Linked DNA regions of Homo sapiens: region 1 is linked to region 2. The links are chromatin contacts, found by Hi-C in ENCODE. All regions are on one chromosome and are shown on one strand. Each heading gives the region's core, a stretch centred on a gene start or an enhancer-like site at or near the end of the contact. The rest is flanking DNA. Distances are from core to core; before and after follow the strand shown. Region 1 holds the start of JRKL (JRK like). Region 2 holds the start of PANX1 (pannexin 1).

Region 1 (5,629 bases), core at 3,130-5,629, 2.3 Mb before region 2:
TGAGAGTATTGTGTCAAGGCATATCAATGAGAAAAAAATTCATGAAACTGGTGAGAGAACATAAGCCAATGGCAAATTTTTAAATAGATAAATAGAATGCCAAACACAGCCTCTGGTAAGGCACTGATAGAATAGGAATTAGGAGCTAAGGATATACAACTTTGGGGGCAGATACAGAACCCAAATAGCTTTTGGCTTCAACTGCTACAACTACTGATCAGCCTTTATAATTAAGGATAGAAGGATCCAAAACAGGGCTAGAGTACCAGTGTTGGCAGATTTCAGAGAATAGCTGTAAACCAAAGAAGAGCAGTCTCTTACAGGCTAGAGAAAGAGTCACAAGATTCACACTTATGGCCACAGAACAGTGAACCTTTTACTGGGGATTCAAGTTTAAAATCACACAGCTTAACAGTAATGTTAGTTTTACCACTAGGTGGCAATGACACAGCTGCATTGGGCTGACATGATTAATTTTAAAAACTGTGCAAATCCAGACAGAAATTCCAAGATCTGTAGTACATATTTTCATTTTAGAAAAATTATTTTATGTACAGCTTACTTTATAGCAGAACGTGTCATTATCTGATTCAATATGTATGTTAACTTCTGATGGTTTTTCACACTCTACACTGAGGAAATTCATGCAATAAACACTATTTTTAAACACTTTCATCACACATCTTCTGAAAAATATAGACATACACCTATCATGAAAATAAGAGAAATTATGGAAAACTAAAAATACTTTTGAAGTTTTAGTATTCTACAGAAAGCACTATAAAATGTTACGTATTTCAACAAAAAAAGTTAAACCTTTAAAAAATGACTAATAGAGAACAATTGTAATTTATTTTTTAAAAATTTTTGGCCAAAACATGAAATAGCATGGAAACACTTTACTTTTAAATTACAAGTTACATTAATATTCATATGTGCAAAGTAGTTTCAATGTCTTGAATAAACATACTTAGTTTACAAAAAAAATTTATCAAAATTCTGATTTAGATTACATTTTAGCAGATTAATCCCTTTTTATATGTATTAAAATAATAAACAATAATATTCCTTAGTGTCTGGCACTTTCAGTAATTATTTCTGCTTTCTTCATAAAACAGGATACAAACATATGACTTATTTAAAATCATAAAACTTTATTATTGTAATTTCCTTTTCTCATCAAAGGGCCAGATATGACAATATTTTTCAAATTATAGACAACATTTGTGAGTATGCAGTAAAAACACTAAAAAAAAAAAAAAAAAAACTTATTAAATCTCAAATTCCCAAGATGTTCCCCCATATAAGGTGGGAGCTCATATCATCACATGTAACATTACAAAACCTGTACTATAAAATTAGATGAATAAATAATAAACCTATACTATTACCAAATTCATAATAAAAAGATCAACTTACCAAATTAAAATCAGCCTATTTATTCCCTTTGTATAAATAACCTAAAGTTCCCCAGGTTTTTATTTCCCAGTTTCCTACAAATGAATTGATCAGAATGCCTCTTTATAGATCAGCTTTCCCATAGTTTCTCTCTCATTTGGCAATAACTTCCCATATTTACTTCATTTCCAGAATAATCTCCCCCTCTTGCAACCCACACAAATGTAAGAGAATGAAGGCATAATTTCTATAATTCATAATTATTTCCCCATTATTGAATTTCATTTTTGAATTATTATAAATCATCCTGAAATCTAATAATATAAATCTTTCTCATCCTATCAGTCTATTAAAATATACAAAACATCATTTAAGATGGTTAACACAAGAAAAGATAACTATGGCAGCCTTCATAAATCAAGCAAAAGATTTCAGAAAAGTGCTTCAGTCTGTTCAGTTATCTCTAACTTTCACTAGAAAATTAAGGGAATGCCACTGTTACAGAAGGTATAATTGCAGATTCTAAAAAGTGAATACATGTGTACATGTAATTTATATCTATTCAGTATCATCTTCTGATTATCTGTACAAATAAAAGGACAAAAGACACAGATGATGAAAACACATAATCCTCAAACCACTTCAGATACATTTTGTGCCTGTATTTCACAGGACCAAGTCTGAGAATTCAGAACACAAAGAAAATTAAGCCATATTGCAAAGAGTTTGTCACAAACACAATGAGCAGAACAATAAAATTGAAATGACATTATTGACTTGACTTTGTCATCTTCTGTTTATTTCTGATGGTGGCTCGAAGTTTACGTATTACCAGTCTATCAGGTAGAATCATATCACCTTGTTGTTCTAGATAATCCAATAAATTTTCAGTCCACTGGAGGGCAGCTGCATGATTAATATGTTTCTCTGGAATTAGTTCTATTTCCTCCTCCTCATTTTCACTGGATTCATCTGCCTGGCCTTGTGCTCTTCTGATGATTTCGCTATCAGTTAACACTTCATAGCCTGGTTCAGTACTGTCTACTTCAAGCCATTTTTCAAGGTTCTCAGTAGTCACATTTTCCAATCCTTTGGTGTGTTGTAAAATGGCAGCCACAGTAGCCACAGAAATATCTTCAACATCAAAGTCCAGGCTCTCTTTCTCCTCTACCATAGGGAGAATCTTCTTCCATGCTCTGCTAATGGTAACTGGTTTTACTAAGTTCCATGCCATTGCTATTTCATAAAGTGCATCCAACAGAGTTAGCTTCTTCCAGAATGATTTCAGGTCATTACCTTCTTCCAAGTTGTTCTGGAGAAGACCTGCACGATAATTTCTCTTCATCGTTGCTATGACTCCCTGATCTGAAGGCTGAATCAATGAGGCCACATTAGGTGGTAAATATTTAGCAAATATTTGGCCATCATCTGACCTTAGGACATTTTCATTTGGATGTGTTGGTGAATTATCCAACAAGAGCACAGCCTTTTCCTGCAAGCCTTTAGATCTTAAATACTCTCGAACTTGCGGCACAAAAATTTTATCAAACCATTGTCGGAAAATGGAAAGATCCATCCATGCACCTTTTTGGCTGAAATAAGAGACTGGCAGGTTTAAGGTGTCAGTTGATTTAAAGGAGCGAGGTTTCTTTGCTTTCCCCACAACACAAAGTTTAAGTTTGTGTAAACCTGTTGCATTGGCACAACACATGATTGTGACTCTTTCTTCAATTGATTTGTGCCCAGGGACAGTGCATTTACCTTTGATTACTGAAATCCTAGAAGGCAAGCACTTCCAAAAGAGTCCAGTTTCATCTGCATTGTAGATTTGTTCAGGCTGTAAATTCTCTCGTTCAATAAAATCTCGAAAGTTATTACAAAAATCTTCCACCGCAGTCTCATCTCCATTTAATCTTTCATTTCTAATGTTAATCTCTCTAATGCTGTGCCGCTGCTTAAAACGAGTTAGCCAACCGGCAGAGGGGTTAAAATCACCATCCATTCCCAAAGCATAAAAGAAGAACTCTGCCCTTTTTGCACAAATTGGTCCAGATATGGGATTCCCTTTTGCTCTTTGCTGGTTGAACCATTCCAGCATTGCCCTGTCCAATTCCTCATACATGGATGGCTTCATAGATTTCCTCTTGGCCAAAAGACTTGTGGAATCAGAACTGCTTGCATAAGTTATAATCTTTTCCTTATTTTTTCTTATATCCCGAACTGTTGTTTCACCAATTCCATAAATCACTGCCAGTTGTTTGGAAGAACCTCCGTCTTCAAGTTTCTTTATTATATCAAGCTTATCTTTAATAGTCAACACCACACGCTTCCGTTTCCCTGACATAGCGAGGTTCTGGGACTCACCCCACACTCACAATGTAGCAATCCACAAAATCCTTCCTTCTCTTACACAGGCTCACTTCAACAGTCTTAACACACTCAGTCTTTCATCCTTACCAGCAACCTGGTGGCCCTGATCCCCTCCCGGGCTGGGGTTGGCTGGCAAATAGACTGCAGAAGAAGGTGAAAGAGGAGGAAGTTTGAGAGAACAGGCCTTTCTTTAACTTATACGGGCAGTAGCGGAGGCCCCATGTCACCGCGGATAATCCGGATTAAAAGCATGTGTTTTATTACCCCAGCAGCCGTGAGAAAGACTATACCCCCATTGTGGCCACGAACCTCCTGCACGTCCAGATCCCGGGTAACCGCGCGTCACTAACCCCTGCCACACCCCAAAGTTACGACAGAGAGCCGAAGAGCCTAGGAGTCAAGGACTGGCACCCTTCCTCAGGGGAACGGATATATTAGATTCCTTCCCCAGCAGCAGGGCCCTCCCGCCGCGCAGCCCCAGTTTCCCGCGCCAGCTTTAGCCGGGACAGTCCTCCCAGTCCCTCAAAACCCGCCAGGCCCCTCTCCCCACCTCTCTTGCAACCAGGACCCGCACAGCTCCCTGACTATCGCGCGGCAGTCGCTCCGCCCCTAGCCACGCTCCCGGAAGATGATCCCTCCCGCCGCCTGGCCCCACCCCTCGCCCCACCCAGAGGCGGGACTTCCCTTGGTCCCCGGAAGGGGGGGAGGAGCATCGCTTGTCCTGAGCTGGTTGCCGGGGCAGGGGCGGAGGCGGAGGCAGAGGTGGAGGCGCTTTGAAAGGTGAGAGCGCGAGGGCGGTGCGGGGCTGTCTCCCGGCTGGGACTCGCTCGCGCTCCCGGTGCTAATGGTTTATGAGAGGGGCGGGGGAAGCCGTGCCTCCTCGCGGACTAAGAGAAAAATTCCCGCGGGCGCTCTTTGGGTGGGCCGGAGAACGCCCCTCAGCCCTTTGCGCCTCTAACCCTCCTCAGCTGAGCTGCAGTGGGCGCGGTGCCCGTTATTTCCGCCTTGGGGAGGTGCTTGGAACTGATGTAGGGAGCTCGGTTGGTGATTTCTCGGGTTTCTGGCCTTTCCAGACCCTTGTAATTGTTTTCTCGGTGCAGAGCTCTTTTGGGGTCTGGGGGTTTCCGTCGTCCTGCGCGCGTCATCGCGAAGCTTGGCCTGAGGGTCCGGTTTCCTAGCTACTGTGCCCCTCCCTCCTGGAGGCAGAGTGACGGACTAGTGGGCTAGCGGGCGCTGGGTTCCTGCGTCCCGCCAAAGAGGTTTGTAATCATGAAAGTCACCCTTCCGGGTGTTAATTCCTGAGAGGATCTATTCCACTGTCTACCACTCATTCCTGCTGCATTAACCTTCATTGTTAACGGATTTTAATGAATAATATAGTTATCCCGGATACCATGCTGGCAGGATCCACTTTGCGAAATTGTGGACTGTTGGACTGTGATTCTAAGTGGGGGAAATAGGCTTTCCTCTCTTTATGTTTATTTTCTTATATCCTATTTCTGTCATGTTCTGTCTTGTTTTCCTGCCAATAGAAGAACTATGATAAATTTATTCATAGCAGTGTGATAAGAACTTGATCTTAATCATACACTGTAGCCCTCAAATCGTGTATTATGCTGGCTTGTTTTTGGTGTCCCTAGTAATTTCATCAGATTGTGAGCTCCTTGGGAGCAGAGACCATGTTTATTTGAAATGGTGGCAGCACAGTTCCTAGCAGGTGCTTGCATTTTGGTAGATATTCAATAATTATTTTTCGGCTTATTAATCTTTGCTCTCCAAACTGCCATATAAAAGAAAACATCGAAGAGGAGTGATGTTTTACACCCAAGAATGGATCCCTCCTGGTAGAATTTCAAATAAT
Region 2 (5,253 bases), core at 643-3,142:
AATACTAGGTACTCAAGTGCTGCTTATTTACTCCTTGATCGCACAGCAATCACCCACCCATTTTCTTCCACTCTTCACACCCTCTGTGCACAAGACCTCAGCCGATGCCTTGCTCTCTGGCACCCAGCCCTCCAGGCCCCATCCTCTCACCTTCTTCCCAGACCCTAAATGCCACCATCATTCAACCAGTCTGTCCTCTGCTCAAACAATAACTTCACAGTTCTGAAACCATCAGCCTACACTCTTCTGTTCCAGGCTGACCCAGGCCCATATTCACTCTCAGACTCCAGGAACTCTGACTTATCCTCCTGCCTTGGCTAGGAGAGTCACTGTGTCTCTCTTTCCAGGAACATATAACATTCTCTGCCATCTCAAAACCTTAACAAAGGTCTTACTCCTTCTTGTCCAAATCCCACCCACCCTCTGACAAAAGTTTTCCCAAAGTCCAGCCGCACTGGGTCCTCTCTCTTCCCCTGCCACAGAACTGTATTTAACCCTCCTGCGCTACCTTCCTGTTGGTTCATAAACACTCTCTCCTGTGTGGAGAGTCAGAACAGCTGATGAGGAAGGTAAGGCACGTAGCCACGTGATCCTGCCCAAACCACCAGACTTTCCAATCTCACACAACTGTTATGAAGCTCAAATGATAATTTACAGGAAGGGGACTTGTTCATCTCACATTTGTAAGACCGTCCAAGTTGAGGATCCCTCTAATGCCTGCCAAGTGCAGATATTTCCTATCATTCACAACCCTAGAGAGCTAAGATCTCAGCAAATACCAATTATATGTAAGACACTGAAAGAACACACTTCTCATGGAGCACCGGTCTTCACATCCTCCATGTAGCCACTCAGGAACTTCTCTGGTGTAAAATTTTAGGCGGCTGGACAAATATGTAGGAGACAGGGGTGAAAAACGGGGACACAGCTATTCTTGGCAAATCTGGTGGCAAGGTGCCAGTTCTAAGGGTGGAACATAAACTATAAGCCACAGTCCGATCAGAGGGGCATGAGGAACAAAAGAACTGAGGAGTAGGGATGCGAGCAGAGTAGACCAGGGTACCAATGAAACACCTGGGCAAAGAACGCTTTGGACCATAAAACTGGGGCCACTGCCCTTCCTGACGCTCACGACCATCACAGCTGGGCGTACCCAGACTCGGGCCTGTGAGCCGTAAAATCGCAGCTCACCGGGCCAGACCGGGGCGGCCACTCCCCTCCGTCCTGGGCGAGGCTTACCAATCGAGATCTCCTGCGCGAAGGCCAGCGAGATGAGCAGCAGGGGCAGCCCCACCGCAATGCACGTGACCATCTTGTCCACAGCCAGCTCCAGTCGCAGCCCCTTGAACTTGGGCTCCGTGGGCTCCTTCAGCAAGAAATCCGAGAACACGTACTCCGTGGCCAGTTGAGCGATGGCCATGGCTGCGGCGCGCCAGGCTCGACCAGGAGGTCCGGGTACAGCCGGCGTCGGGAAAGCTGCGCGGCGCCTTCACCCAGTCACCGGCCGGGCGCGCGGCTTTCGCTTTCCCTTTGCCTGCTCCCGCATCCCGCCTGCCTTTGTGTCTCGGTGCCTCAGGCTCCCAGCGACTCCGCTGGGCTCTCGCGCTCGCTGCCTCCGCCGCCGGCGGGGCGGGGCGGGGCGGGAACCCGAGAGCTCCGCTTCCTGCGGTTCCACCCCGCACGCCCGTGCAAGTCCCCGGGCCGCGCGCGGCACTCGGATTCGCGCCTCTCCCGCGCACCCCCAGGCGCGGGAACCACGCGCGGAACAAAGCGCTTCCCTCTGGCCCTGCCCCTCCGCGCCGCCCTGGCTGCCGAAGCGGCCGCCGGGATAGCCCTGCGCTCACAGCCAGCTGCGCCGCGCTCTTCCGGAACCATGCGGGGAAACCAAGTACCCAGGGGCGTGGAGCTTCCGGAAGACGCGGTGACGCGGGGCGGGGTGGGCGCGGCTGCATTCCGCGCCCCTCGGGCCACTCTCTGACAAAGGGATTTTCCCACTGAGCGGCACCTTTGGAAATTCTCCCGTCCCTCCCTGCCGGATTCTCCTCACGTCCTGGCACCCGGGAGTTTTAAAATCATTTCTGCAAGCGACTCTTTCTGTGGATGGGATGGCCCCCTTTACGCCCCACCCCCAACATTTCCAACACGGTGAAATCGGGTTAGAAGGAGCTGCAAAAGCTTCAAAGAACAGTCAGTGCCATAAAAGGCCAATCGAGCGGTGTAGACCGACGGTGCCTTGCAGAGGGAGCGCTGGACCCTTCCAGGAGCTCCGCGTGAGAGGGTGGCGCGGAAACGGTAGTGAGTGTGGAGTTTCGAGGCCTGAGTAGCGCTGCTGGTCCCGTTTCTCTTTCCTCTGCCATCCCAATCAGAGCCTTGTTCCGGGAGCCAGCAGAGAGAGGGGGGCCTGCAGGTAGGTGGGTGTTGGGGCTGCAGAGAGCTGCTTCTGAACAGCTCATAGGAAGTGGATGATGGAAAGACAGGAGGAAATACTCTGACCAGTGTCCACGGAAATTAAGGCTGTTGAAGTAGAAATAATTTGATTTATTGGAAGCTAAATGTGAGGATCCACCCAAGAAGACTTACCAGCAAAGTTGGGCATGTTTCAAAATTTGTTACACGTTGGAAGGGTTTTAGAAGAAAGTTTAGGAAAAGGGAGGAGGACCCCTTATATCAGAGGTGGGATTTTTTTCATCGGAGGGTATGGTACACAGGTTACAGTCACTGGCTGCAGATGACAACATACAGGCTAAAATGTTTTGTGCACAAGAAAATCAAAGTTTATATGATTCAGAAACAAGTCAGTGTTCTTTTCAATGTCAGTATTTTACATACTAATCAGTACATCAGCAGTTTGAGGAACTGACAAAAGGATTTGAAGGACTCACAGTAAGATTTTTTACTCAGGGACAGGATCTAAGCCATGAATCATAAGACCTTTCTTAGATGGCTTAGTTTGGAAGCCCTGTCAAATGTGACATGTAGGTTATCACCAGTAACATTTGAAGCAGGCAGGACCTGCAAACATGAGGGCTCCTTGGGGCAGGGCTTGGCTCCCTTCTCTGTGGGTCCACAGATACAAGCCTCAACTCCCACATGTACCTCTCCACCCCAGCCTGGCCGCTAAACACACATCCAAGAGCGTATACAGCTCTCTCCGCGTAGATGGCTCATAGGGCTTCAAACTCATAACGGCCAGGACTTCAGTCTTCATCTTCCCCTTAAACCTGAACTCCATCTTCCCCATCTTACTAAATGTACCACCAGCCACCTGTGCACCCAAGTCGGAATCCTGGAGCACCATCTTCAACACTCCATTTCTCACAGCTGCCATAACCAATTTTCAAATTCTCTTGCTTCTCTCTCCTAAATATAGCAAATCTGACACCCCTCCACCTGCACTGCCAATACCCAATTCAACTCACCATCCTGTCTCCTAACCACATATAGGAAATATGTGAGACAGGGTCCCCCTCCATTCTCCTCTACAGCTGCCAGGATGAGCTTTTCAAAACTCCAGTCGGATCATCTTTTCTACTTAAAGTGTACATTGTTTTTAGCATAAAATACAAATTTCTTAGCATGGCCTCTGCCTACCTCACCACCAGCTTCACTGCTTTCCTTTCAGTTCTTCAAGTTAGCTAAGCCCTTGGCCTCCTCCAGGCCTTCCCACCCAAAACACTCCCCACAGTGGCCTCTTTGCCTGGCCCACCTTTATTCACCCTTCTGGCCTCAGCTTGATGTCACTTCCCTGGGAAAGCCTTCCCTAAGTAGACAGACTAGATTAGGTCCCTTTGTGAAATTCTCCCATAATACTAGCCACACTAGTTACTAGCTATTAGTCTTGGGGAGTTCTTTGACTCTCCTGTGTCTCAGTTTTCTCATCTGTAAAAAGGTTGTACCTCTTAGGACTGTGATAAGGACCAAATGAGTTAACACGTGGGTAGTGCCCAGTGCCTGGCACCTTGTGAATCTAGGTACATTTCATCTGTCATTGTTCTCTATTTTTCCTTCTTAAAAATAGTCACCATTGCAACTCAACAAATATTTATTCATTTATTTAGTGTTTGCCACCACTTTATGTGATCGGCTTCTTGAGGGTAGGCCCATGCCCATGTGTACCACTTTTATCCTCAACACTTAGCACAAATGCCTCACACAGAGTTGATGTTTTAATTCATATTATTAAATAAATGTCTGAAGGAATCTGAACACTTTTTAAAACTGGCCCAGTTCACACTCATTTATCCATACATTCCAGGCATATATTAGAGGCTGGTGATGGGCCAGTTCTGGGCTCAGTGGATGGGGAAGCAGAAATGAAGTGAATGGATTCCATTTCCTCAAAGACCTTATGGCTTAGCAAGAGAAATAAGGCATGCACACAATTAACTATAATGCAAGGTAGAAAGAGTGATTATTGTGAAAAGTGGGGTATACCAAGGGAGGTGCAGAGAATAAGTAGGGCCTGGGAGAATGTGTCAGTTGGGACATTCAGAGCTGGGACAGGGGCTTTCTGGGAGTCAGGAAATCATGGGTGCCATTTCCCTTCTTTCCTTGCCAAAAGCTAATCATCCGATAGGCTCAAATGGCCCCTTTTTAGGCTCAAATGCCCCCTTTTTAGGAAGCCTTCCAGGATCCTCCAGTTGTAATGAATCCTTCCCTCCCTTGTTACTCTCTCCTCTGGCCTAGAAGTTAGTTCATTTTGCCTCCTGTGATGGGATGATGGATTGTGTATCTCTTTTTTCATTACATAGCAAGTTCCTCTGAGGATCTGGAGTGAATCTCAGCAGTTGCATAAATTGCCCTCAGTTTTGGCAATTTTTTACATTCCATATGATGTTATCCTACTTTTAATGAATTTAAAATAGAAGCCAGATGGAGAACTTGTTGGAAAATAGTGTGTCCGGAATTGATTCCTTCTGGTGGGTTCTTGGTCTCACTGACTTCAAGAATGAAGCCACGGGCCCTCGTGTTGAGTGTTACTGTTCTTAAAGGTAGTGTGGACCCAAAGAGTGAGCAGCAGCAAGATTTATTGTGAAGAACAAAAGAACAAAGCTTCCACAGCATGGAAGGGAAGCTGAGCAGCTTGCCGCTCTGGTGGCCAGCTTGTATTCACTTATTTGGCCCCGCCCACATCTTGCTGATTGGTCCATTTTACAGAGCGCTGATTGGTCCATTTCACAGAGTGATAATTGGTGCATTTACAAAACTTTAGCTACACACAGAGCACCGATTGGTGCATTTTTACAGAGTGCT

What was found. A loop is a pair of places that touch in the nucleus more often than their neighbours do. Pooled maps may share reads with other maps.
Region 1: a map of CD8-positive, alpha-beta T cell shows a loop between it and region 2 (3-fold over the local background). The contact joins the promoter of JRKL here to the promoter of PANX1 in region 2. A Hi-C loop is called at or near these places in 1 of 168 maps with a recorded cell type or tissue (CD8-positive, alpha-beta T cell), 2 of 37 single-sample maps with no recorded cell type and 8 of 50 pooled maps.

Annotation. Positions count from the first base shown.
Region 1 is chr11:96,388,763-96,394,391 of GRCh38, reverse strand. JRKL (JRK like) reads right to left here and starts at 4,379. Exons shown (of 2, transcript NM_001261833.2): 1 at 4,319-4,379; 2 at 831-3,909. The coding sequence starts at 3,742. The coding sequence ends at 2,168. CCDC82 (coiled-coil domain containing 82) reads left to right here and starts at 4,480. Exons shown (of 10, transcript NM_024725.4): 1 at 4,480-4,548. RefSeq lists a silencer at 4,307-4,566.
Region 2 is chr11:94,125,480-94,130,732 of GRCh38, reverse strand. It overlaps PANX1 (pannexin 1), which reads right to left and starts at 1,892. Exons shown (of 5, transcript NM_015368.4): 1 at 1,240-1,892. The coding sequence starts at 1,420. RefSeq lists enhancers at 1,320-1,579, 1,900-1,959 and a silencer at 1,600-1,669.